4 separate regions of the Homo sapiens genome follow, and regions 2, 3 and 4 are each linked to region 1. The links are chromatin loops, found by intact Hi-C in ENCODE. Cell type or tissue: IMR-90. All regions are shown on one strand.

Evidence for each region. Peaks named below come from ENCODE experiments on the same cell type or tissue, not always from the same donor. Only the 100,000 strongest peaks of a DNase experiment are listed, where the experiment ranks them.
Region 2: a loop joins it to region 1, with 4 times the contacts of the local background. A loop is called at or near these places in 2 of 110 quality-filtered maps.
Region 3: it touches region 1 in a loop (2.2-fold over the local background); 7 of 110 quality-filtered maps call a loop at or near these places.
Region 4: it touches region 1 in a loop (5-fold over the local background); 3 of 110 quality-filtered maps call a loop at or near these places.

What each region holds. Positions count from the first base shown.
Region 1 is chr1:196,826,998-196,829,497 of GRCh38, reverse strand. CFHR1 (complement factor H related 1) reads right to left here. Exons shown (of 6, transcript NM_002113.3): 3 at 2,493-2,500; 4 at 1,252-1,428. Among named protein-coding and RNA genes, the nearest start is that of CFHR1, 8.5 kb to the right of the region's middle. In IMR-90, a CTCF peak has its summit at 1,460 (motif pointing left); a DNase peak (open chromatin) is centred at 1,417.
Region 2 is chr1:197,145,512-197,148,011 of GRCh38, reverse strand. ASPM (assembly factor for spindle microtubules) reads left to right here and starts at 1,343. Exons shown (of 28, transcript NM_018136.5): 1 at 1,343-1,871. The coding sequence starts at 1,575. RefSeq lists a silencer at 1,659-1,838. In IMR-90, no CTCF peak of the experiment used is centred here; a DNase peak (open chromatin) is centred at 1,281; H3K4me3 peaks cover 1,740 bases; H3K27ac peaks cover 477 bases.
Region 3 is chr1:197,065,952-197,068,451 of GRCh38, reverse strand. It overlaps F13B (coagulation factor XIII B chain), which reads left to right and starts at 1,192. Exons shown (of 12, transcript NM_001994.3): 1 at 1,192-1,292. The coding sequence starts at 1,229. RefSeq lists an enhancer at 1-84. In IMR-90, a CTCF peak has its summit at 1,518; no DNase peak of the experiment used is centred here.
Region 4 is chr1:197,178,992-197,181,491 of GRCh38, reverse strand. ZBTB41 (zinc finger and BTB domain containing 41) reads left to right here. Exons shown (of 11, transcript NM_194314.3): 6 at 375-504. Among named protein-coding and RNA genes, the nearest start is that of ZBTB41, 21 kb to the left of the region's middle. In IMR-90, CTCF peaks have their summits at 1,009 (motif pointing left) and 2,299 (motif pointing right); DNase peaks (open chromatin) are centred at 1,091 and 2,321; H3K27ac peaks cover 149 bases.

The DNA.
Region 1 (2,500 bases):
GCCTAAAGATAACTAAAGGAATTCTTCAAATTAAAATAAAACAGATAAAAGAAAGAGCTTGAGACTTCAGGATCCTGAAAAAATAGAACGATATAATGGATAAAAAGAGGAGTCAATATAACACGATATCTTTTTCCTCATAAGTTTTTTCAATTATGTTTGATATTTGAAGCAAATGAGTTTAATATGGTGCTCAATGCATGCAGAGAAAATACGACTGGCATTTATACTTACAATGTGGAGAGTATAAATGGATCTACATGAAAGTAAGCTTTCCATATTCCAGTTGTTGATTTAAATGTCAGTGCCAGTAGACAGTAATATATTATTACATATATATAGTATTAGCTAGAGCAACAACTTTTTAAAAGGAGAAGAAAAGCTATGCAAAGAGATACAATGGAAAACAATACATATGAATCAAAATTAATCTCCTTAATAATTTTCCCTACAGGGAATGGAGGAATAGGGAAATAGGACTGAAACCCAGAGGGAACAGACAGAAACAAATAAATGACAGAGGTTTAAGTCCTATATATCAATAATTATGTTAAGTGTAATTGGTCCAAGTGCACCAGTTAACAGGCCATGAAAGGATGAATGGATATGTAAACATGACCCAACTATATGCTGTCTACAAAAACTCACTTCAATAATAAACATAGGTAGAGTCTAAGTAAAATAGTGAAAAAAAAAAAAAAACACAGGACAACATTAATTTTAAAACATAAAGGTAAGTAAGATACAATTTCCTTTTCTGGTTTCCCTTACTCCATCTCTATTTATTAGAATGACCCAGGACTATGTGCTCGGACTTCTTTTTATAAATACAGTCAGTCACACACCTTTAAATATAATCCATATACTGAAGATGCCCACATTTATATCACAGTCTATGATCTCTCTTCAACTGCCTATTCCATATCTTAGAATGCACATCACTTATGGCTGTCAAATGCACATAATGTATCTTTTATTACACGTATTCCTGAGAAGGAACTAAGTGTTGTGATGCTTAAAAAGTATTGTTTTTCAGGTTCCAACTCTTTTAATTTGGTCGAATCTTTCTCAAAAATAATACACCCTATTACTTGTGTTCTGTTCACAGGAAGAATTGAATTTTAAGCACCATCAATCATTTTATTTGCATTTGAAAAATCTATTAATAAAAATGACTTCATTTTGTTTAAATCAACATATTTTAACCCTGCTATACTCCCCCAAAATGTTAAAAGAAATATAATACTCTACCTTTGCATTGAGGTGGTTCTGTCCAGTTTCCATTTAAACACATCACTTCTTCATCCCCAAACATTTCATAAGGGCTCCTACATTCATAACGTACTCTCTCACCAGATGGATATTTACTCATCTGTCTCGACAGTATATGAGCATTTTGTACTGTGGGCGGATTCACACAGGAAGTGTCTGAGTAGAAAAAAAAGAAGTGGTTCCACCTAGTGTTCATTTTGAGTAGCAAATCAACTAATACAGTTACAAATATGTTTCAAGACGAATTTAAAATAAGTAGACAATCTCATCAAATATTTTGTTGATTTTAATAAATTTAAATGTAATATTGAAGAAAAGACATGAAACTATTTTTTGTCAGGTACAAGCTTTGATGTTTTAAATTTCTTCTTCATCCTTCGCTAGAACACTGATAGACCTTTATTTTTCCCTTCTGGAAGCCAGTGTAAACGAAAGTTTTCCTGGATATCTCTCTTTGAGTTTGAGTAAACAAATATTACCAGTTCTATTTATTTAACATTAATTTATAAAATGCAAAAAGTCAGCATAAATAGATTATGTGATACCAGATTTTTGTTTGCAATCATCCTGCTTATACATTTTAGCCTCTTAAAAATAAACACAAATAGGCATTTTCTTAGTGAATAAGCAAAGATTTAAAAACACATTTTGAAAATTACCCAAGTTAGTAGAGAAGAAGAATGGTTAATCAAAGGATCTAAATTGGAGATGTGGAAAAATAAAAGAAAATAAGTCTATAATAATAAAAATAACTTCAGATAATTTAATTGCCAATGATTAAGGATACTATGCTGAACAATGCAAAATTCATCAGAGAGTTTCAGGTCCATGTGTAGTGATAATAGACTATAGCAATGCTTCTCACACAGAAGTGTGCATAGAATTCCCTGGAGGGGTTGGTAAAACAGATTCAGGGTTCTATTTCGACATTTTTGATTCCGTGTGTCTAGAATGAGCTTATGGAATTGTATTTTCATTTCAAACAATCTCCAAGGAGATGATGATGCTACCGGTTTAGCGACCACACTTTGAGAACATTTGATTTATATAGGTAGGCAAACTATGTTATTCAACATCCACTTGGACACAATTGGAACTGAAAATCAAATGAATAAAGATAAAAGTATGTGGCAAAACCTATATTTAACCTGTAAAAAAGATTTATTTCTCTCAAACTTTATAATAGATAACAGCATATGAGAGAACAGCATTGTACTTACCAGTGGAC
Region 2 (2,500 bases), 320 kb before region 1:
TTCAGGTGAAATTGGACACCATTGAATATAATTTCATGTCTCATCTTCCTTATTTTGATTTCCCATTGACTTCTCTTTTTACATGTTTTGTGTAACCATACATACATCCAGACATTATTTTTATTTTTTAAGTTTTCTACTGCCTTTAGAGGCAATATAGTGTAGTGGGTAAGAGCAAGACTAGGGCCAAACTGCTGGGATTACAGGCATGTGTACCTATCTGGGTTATGCCACTTCCTACTTAGCTGTATGACCTGTATTCCTCATCTGTAAGATACAAATAATGGTACCTACGCCCTAAGAGATACCTCGTAGGTTTAAGGCAAAGGTTGAGATAAATAGGTAAAGGATTTTTAAAAAATCCCTAGCCTAGGGTCGGGCGCCGCTCAGGCCTGTAATCCCAGCACTTTGGGAGGCCGAGGCGGAGGCAGGCGGATCACTTGAGGCCAGGAGTTCCAGACCAGCCTGGCCAACATGGCGAACTCCCCTCTCTACCAAAAATACAAAAATTAGCCAGTCGTGGTGAGGCGCGCCTCTAATTCCAGCTACTTGGGAGGCTGAGGCAGGAGAATCGCTTGAACCCGGGAGGCGGAGGTTGCAGTGAACCAAGATCACGTCACTGCACTCCAGCCTGGGAGACAGAGCGAGACTCCATCTCAAAATAAATAAATAATTTAAAAAATCCCTAATATGTAAGCTATAATTATTATTAGATCCCTACAATTGAAATAAAAACTAATAAGATATTTGTGAAGGGCATTGCCAGTCAAAACAATCATTTATGAATTACTGGTAATCTCAGGTTTCATTTGTTTACCTGGTTTTGCTCCCAGCGTCCCGAGGTAATTAACAGCATGTAAATGTACTGAGTCCCTGCTATGTTGTCACTAAAATAAGCATGTTCATACAAACTAATTATCTTTACATCTCTACCATTCAGCCCTGGAAACCGCGACAGTAAAGTTAATATAATTCTGGGCGGGGTATGCATATGAGAGGAGTGGCATAAACCAATTTTTGCCTACGTAACAGTTTTATCTATGATTGTTCCTGGAAACCGCAATGATTACTACATGTATTGTGGAAATGCTGTGACTCCCTTCCCTTCAGCACAACCAAAAATATAAAGACGAATTTCAATTCTAAGCCCCGGGTTTTAGACGGTGGCCAGGATTCCGCTACCGTTCTCACCTCCTCCGCAGATAGCGATTGGCGGCCGGATGCAATCATTCAAATGAAGCGCCGCCGTCTCATTGGCCAGGGGATGCTGCTCACCGATTGGTCCCGTGACGAGGAGGGCGGTGCCCGGAGGTCCTCATTGGTGGAGGCGGCAAGTTTAAACAGAGTCAAAACGCCATACTTGTTTGGCTCCTCTTTTTAATTTGCGAGTTTATTGGGCTTGTTTTCTGTTTTCTAGGGAGTAGGTTAGTGGAAAAGAAAAAGGGCCGAATTCACTCCCACGACCTCTACAGCCGCCCCTGAGGGGAAGCGGTCAGCGTAAGTCCCGGATCCCCGCTCCGGAGCCGCCTCGTGGGAGCGGGGCAAGGAGATCCAGGAGGGGTCTCGAATCTGCCATGGCGAACCGGCGAGTGGGGCGAGGCTGCTGGGAAGTGAGCCCGACCGAGCGGAGGCCGCCCGCGGGGCTGCGGGGCCCCGCGGCCGAGGAGGAGGCGTCTTCCCCGCCGGTCCTGTCTCTCAGCCACTTCTGCAGGTCTCCTTTCCTTTGCTTCGGGGACGTTCTCCTGGGAGCCTCACGGACGCTGTCTCTGGCCCTAGACAACCCTAACGAGGAGGTGGCAGAAGTGAAGATCTCCCACTTCCCGGCCGCGGACCTGGGCTTCAGTGTGTCGCAGCGCTGTTTCGTGTTGCAGGTAGGTCTCAGGAGGAGCGTGCTCCAGGCCGGTGTTCTGCTTCTCCGCTATCTTTCCTGCCACCCTCCTCAGGAAGGTTGACGATTGGAGAAGAAATCAGAAAAGACCCTTAGAGAATAAAGTCAGTTCCCTTTCACTCAATAACTGTGGGTGGCTCTTGGAAAAGAAATCAGAAAAGACCCTTAGAGAGTGAAGTCAGTTCCTTTTCAATAACTGTGGGTGGGCCCTTGACGCATACACATGTGTGTGAGTATATATATATGTGTCAATATTATATATATATATATATATATATTCTCTAATTGAAGGCTAGGATAGACGCTAACTTGGGCGGGGACAACACATAAACGCGCGCGCACTTAGCATCTTTAGGAGCAAGTTATATAGACTTCTCTGTTAAATTGACAAGCACTTTTACTAGACTTAAGGCGTTGTGAAATAGCCTTGCCGTTCTAAATTAATAGACAATGCACTTTTTTAACACTTTTTTAAGATTGACAGGAGTACCTTGGTTGGTTAAAGCAGCTTTTTTTAAAATTTCTATCAGCCATCTTAATATGCATTTTAGTTTCCATATGTACCCTTAGAGTCGAGGTAACTGGTTTTTTTTTCCGGTGAAATAGTGAGCT
Region 3 (2,500 bases), 240 kb before region 1:
AGTTTGTGTTCGGTTGGAATTGTTACTAAGTTCAGCTGGAGGTTTCCTTCTCCCTGTGGTCTTTTCCCAGTTCCTCCGGCAGCCCCTGTGAGACAAGTCAGAAATGGCTTCTCTGGGGACCCACAGAGACGATGGGGCTTTACCCTTTGCTTCCTCTACCCCTGTATTTCGCTCAGCTCTCTAAATTGTCTGAGCTCCAGGTAAGGTCAAATCCTTCTCCTGTGATCTAGACCTTCAGGTTCCCCAAGGGTGTGTGTTCAGGGGTGGACAATACCCCTTTCACACTTTTCACAGTTTGGGCATTCACAGTATGTGGGCTATTTTCTGGGTCATGCAGGAGCAATATACTTTCTTCAGAGGGTCTGTGGATTATCTTGGCTTTCCTGTTATATCCTTGCAGCAGTTCTTGGAGCAAAAGTTCACAATGCGAGTCTCCACATCCTGCTCTGTCCATCCAAGTGGGAGCTGCAAGTTAGTCCTGCCTCCTATCCACCATTTTTTCCTATTTTGTATTTTAAATTAAAACTCATTAGAATGTAAACTCCATGAGGGCAATAATTTTAATCCAGTTTTTTCACTGCTAAATACCTCAAAACTGTTACATGTGCTGCCATTATCATGGACGTTCTAAACATTTCTCATGAATGAATGTTGATATAGCACAGTGCTGATCTCACCACCTGCCACAAAGTAAAAACTCTCTAAATGTCAAACACTACTATTATAAGTAATACTATTCTATCATTGAGACAACTATGGTTCTGTATCTCTTTAAGGAGTGCAGTCTAGGCAACAACATATTTCAACATCAGGTATCTGTTATCTCATGTTCCTAAGTTCATCTTTTTACCTGATCAATATTAGTAAAGATCTATGGCCTCAAGTGAACTTTACTCTATGAATTTACAATTGGGAACTTAGGTTGAAAATTTACCTAGTATTATTTATTCTGCTGCTATAATTTATTATTTATTCTGCTGCTATTGTTGCCCTAATCAGTTATCATGCTCTTACTGGACTCTGACATGGTAAGTAATGTCAATTAATATAGTTGTGTTATTTTAACATTATTTCAAAATATTTTAAGTGAAATATAAGACTCGTTACAAAAGGACTTAGACAGAGGTTATAAATTATTAACTTTTTCCTCAAGAGAAGTATTGTGTACTTAATGACAAGTTCCTAGTGCTTAGAATTGTTAAAATCTTTGTGAAGCACACCACTGAAGATGAGGTTGAAAAACCTGACTTTTATCATCATATTGATAATCTCAGGAGAACTCTATGCAGAAGGTAAAATTAATTCTTAATATTCTTTATTCTCTAAAACATACAAATGGAGATTCTAATATTTATACAACTCAAGTTTTAATATACTCTTCTATTTTCATTATCAATTTTATAACATATTTTATAAATATAACTTTTTATAATATTTAGACCTTTTCCTTTGAGCAAAATTAGTAAAGTGTTCTTACAGTAGCATAAGTCAGAAAAGCAAAACAAAACAAAAACCCTTGTATCTCTAGGGGGCATAGGAGACCAGGATCTAAATACTTCGAAAAGGTTTTCAGGTTAACAATATGTCCATTTCGAAGTCACATGTTAACTTTAATTCTAAATTTATGCTAGAATCCATTCCTAATACTGACAAAACTTGTACAATTTTAATTCTGTTCATAAGGTGAGAGTTTAATGTGGGAAATTTGAAAAGGAAATAGCCATAAATATTTTTTACTTTTGAGACTTTGATTTTTATCACAATGAATTATTCATTTGTTGGAGACATTAAGTAGTGATTAGTAGGTGAACCATATAATTGCTTGTACAAACAGGGACACTTAGAGAGTAAAAGAGGGGCTCTATTAATAACTGTTTGGACAACACATGTAAATCAGGACTTTCCAAACAAACCAATACCTATGGACTCCCTATTAGAAAGCTTTATAGTCAGATTGCCCAATGTGTAAGATTAGTGTGCGAGTGGAAGCTAGGCAGTGTACATGGGTATGTTGTTCAGGAACATTATCAATATTATCAGGCCATAGGATGAAGAATCCAGGGAGGACACTTAGCATTAGCAAGAGTGAACATACAAAGAAGGAAGCTACAGCAATACAGCTTTTCTAAAATAAACATTTTTGGGAATTTGTTGAAATTAAATACATAAGTTTTAACTGTGTTTTAGTTGAATAGTTAACTATAAATTTTCTACCAAAACATCTATAATTAAAATTATAAAAGTGAAAGACACAGAATTAATCTTATTTTATACTTTTAATTCTATAATAGGATGATTTTTGCATGAATTTCTTTTGATTTTATTTTTCTGTCTAAATAGGGAAATACCAGCAGATATAATTGTCTGTTATCTATACCATAAAGACATTGCAATATTCTAGTTAATTTTCTAATTATTATAAGGTTATAATGCTATTTTACACAACAAAAAAAAAAGTAAGCTGCTTGAAGACCAAGACAATGATTTTATTTTTGCATGC
Region 4 (2,500 bases), 350 kb before region 1:
TTCCAAACTATAAACTCTCTTAAGTCCTCCATTCATTCTTCCAAAGTTTTTTATTACCCGCTTTCCCAAAAACTTTAGTATGCAGCCATTTCTACTTTGTTCCAGTCTGATTTCAAACCAGGAATTGGCCATTTCAATTTGTTAACTCATTAGTTTGTTCAGCATTCATTCTGTTTGTTAGATGCTGAGCCCTATACTTGGTTATAGGGATATGGAAATGTTATTCTAGGAATAAATAACCTAGAAGAGAAATTGCAGTGTATTATGACATATGCACCAATAGGATAGGCATGAACTTACAGCATACCTATTAAATTTAACTTAGTATCTCCTCTTTAAACTTTAAATGCACACTTTTTTTTTTTCCTTTTTAGGTCCTTTTCCATGTGATATATGTGGTCGCCAGTTTAACGACACTGGAAATTTGAAACGTCATATAGAATGTACTCATGGTGGAAAGAGAAAATGGACTTGCTTTATCTGTGGAAAATCAGTACGAGAAAGGTGAAGAATTATCTGCACACCCACAAAAATCCTAGTACTATTATGTAGAAATAATCAATCAATATGATTTATAGGAATTAGGGTAACATAAGACACAAAATGCATGAATTGTGCTTTAGTTTGAAATATAAGGAAAAAAGGAATTACACAAATGTTATGGAAGATGACATGGATTCAAGATTTGCAGGTTTTAGATGGATGATTTAATGTACATATTTTATGTCTTTCTGAAACCCCACTAAAACTAGATTAAGGGTTTTTGTTTGTTTTTTAAAAAGAATAAGCTACAAAGATAGGGAGAACAGAAATGTAACATGAATGACACAGGTTTGGAAGCTATAAAACAGATGGATCAAGGCAAAACAAGAATCCCAAAGATAACCTTTCCATCTTTTACTATAACTATTTAACAGGTAGGGATCTGGGAATATCTTTAGAGATATTTTCCACAAAGCTGGGTGTTATCTACAGACTGTCATATTGGTGGGCCTTGTAGAAGAGCACCATCTACTGGCAAAACTCTACTTTTATTTCAGATTCATCCTTTAAACTTACTAGGTATGGGATTGAAATACAAACCAAGTACAGTCATGCGCCGCTTAATGATAGTGCTATGTTCGGAGAAATGCATTGTTAAGCAGTTTTGTCATCACACAAATATAGAGTGTACTTATGCAAACCTAGATGGTATAGCCTACTACACATGTAGGCTATGTGGTTTAGCCAGCCCATTGCTCCCAGGCTACAAACCTGTATAGCATGTTACTGTAGTGAATACTGTAGATAATTGTAACACAGTGGTAAGTGTTGATATATTTAAACATACTTAAGCATGGAAAAAGAACTGTAAAAATGGTATAAAATATAAAAAAGAATATATGTGTTTGTGTAGGTTACCGATCATGAGTAGAGCTTGCAGGACTAGAAGTTTCTCTAGGGGAGTCAGTGAGTGAGTGGTGAGTGAATGTGAAGGCCGCGGACATTAGTGTACACTAATGTAGACTTTATAAACACTGTACATTTAGGTTTCACTAAATGTATTAAAATTTTTTCCCTCAAATGAACAGCAGCTTACTGTAACATTTTTATTTTATAAACTTTTGATTTTTTCAACCTTCTTACTCATTTAAAGTAACACTTAGCTTAAAACACACATTGTACAGCTGCATAAAGATATTTTATTTTCTATAAGCTTTTTTATATTTTTAAATTTTTTATGTTTTACTTTTTAAACTTTTTTTTGGTTAAAAACAAAAGACACAAACACAAACATTAGCCTAGGCCTACACAGGGTCAGGATCATCAATATCACTGTCTTCCACCTGCACATCTTGTCCCACTGGAAGGTCTTCAGGGACAGTACATGCATAGAGCTGTCATGTCCTATGGTAACCATGCCTTCTTAGAGAATACCTCTAGAAGGACTTGGCTGAGGCTGTTTTACAGTTAGTTTTCTTTTTTTTTTAATAAGTAGAAGAAGTACACTCTAAATCATGATAAAAAGTATAGTAAATACATACCAGTAACATAGTCGCTTATCATTATCAATAATTATGTACTGGACACAATTGTATGTGCTATGCCTATATACAGTTGGCAATGTAGTATGTTTGTCTACAACAGCATCACCACAAACATGTGAGTAATGTATTGTGCTATGATGCCACTAGGTTATAGGAATTGTGTAGCTCCGTTGTAATCTTATGGGACAGCATTGTTTATGTGGTCTGTCATTGATTGAAATGTCATTATGCAGTACATGACTGTAGTAGTGATAGCTAAAAGCCTGCAGAGGTCAGTCATATTTCCCTTTCACTTTATTTCCCCTTAAAATAACTTTGTTCATTATTACTCAGCACTTTAGATATGTGGGGAAGCTCTGAAGGTTAGAACTGTAGGAATTGCTAGTGATGTACTTTGAGGAGTAATGGTTTCATAGTAGCCCATCCAGGGCCAGTGGGGCTGGAAGACTTAGGAATAGCAATAATTACATTCT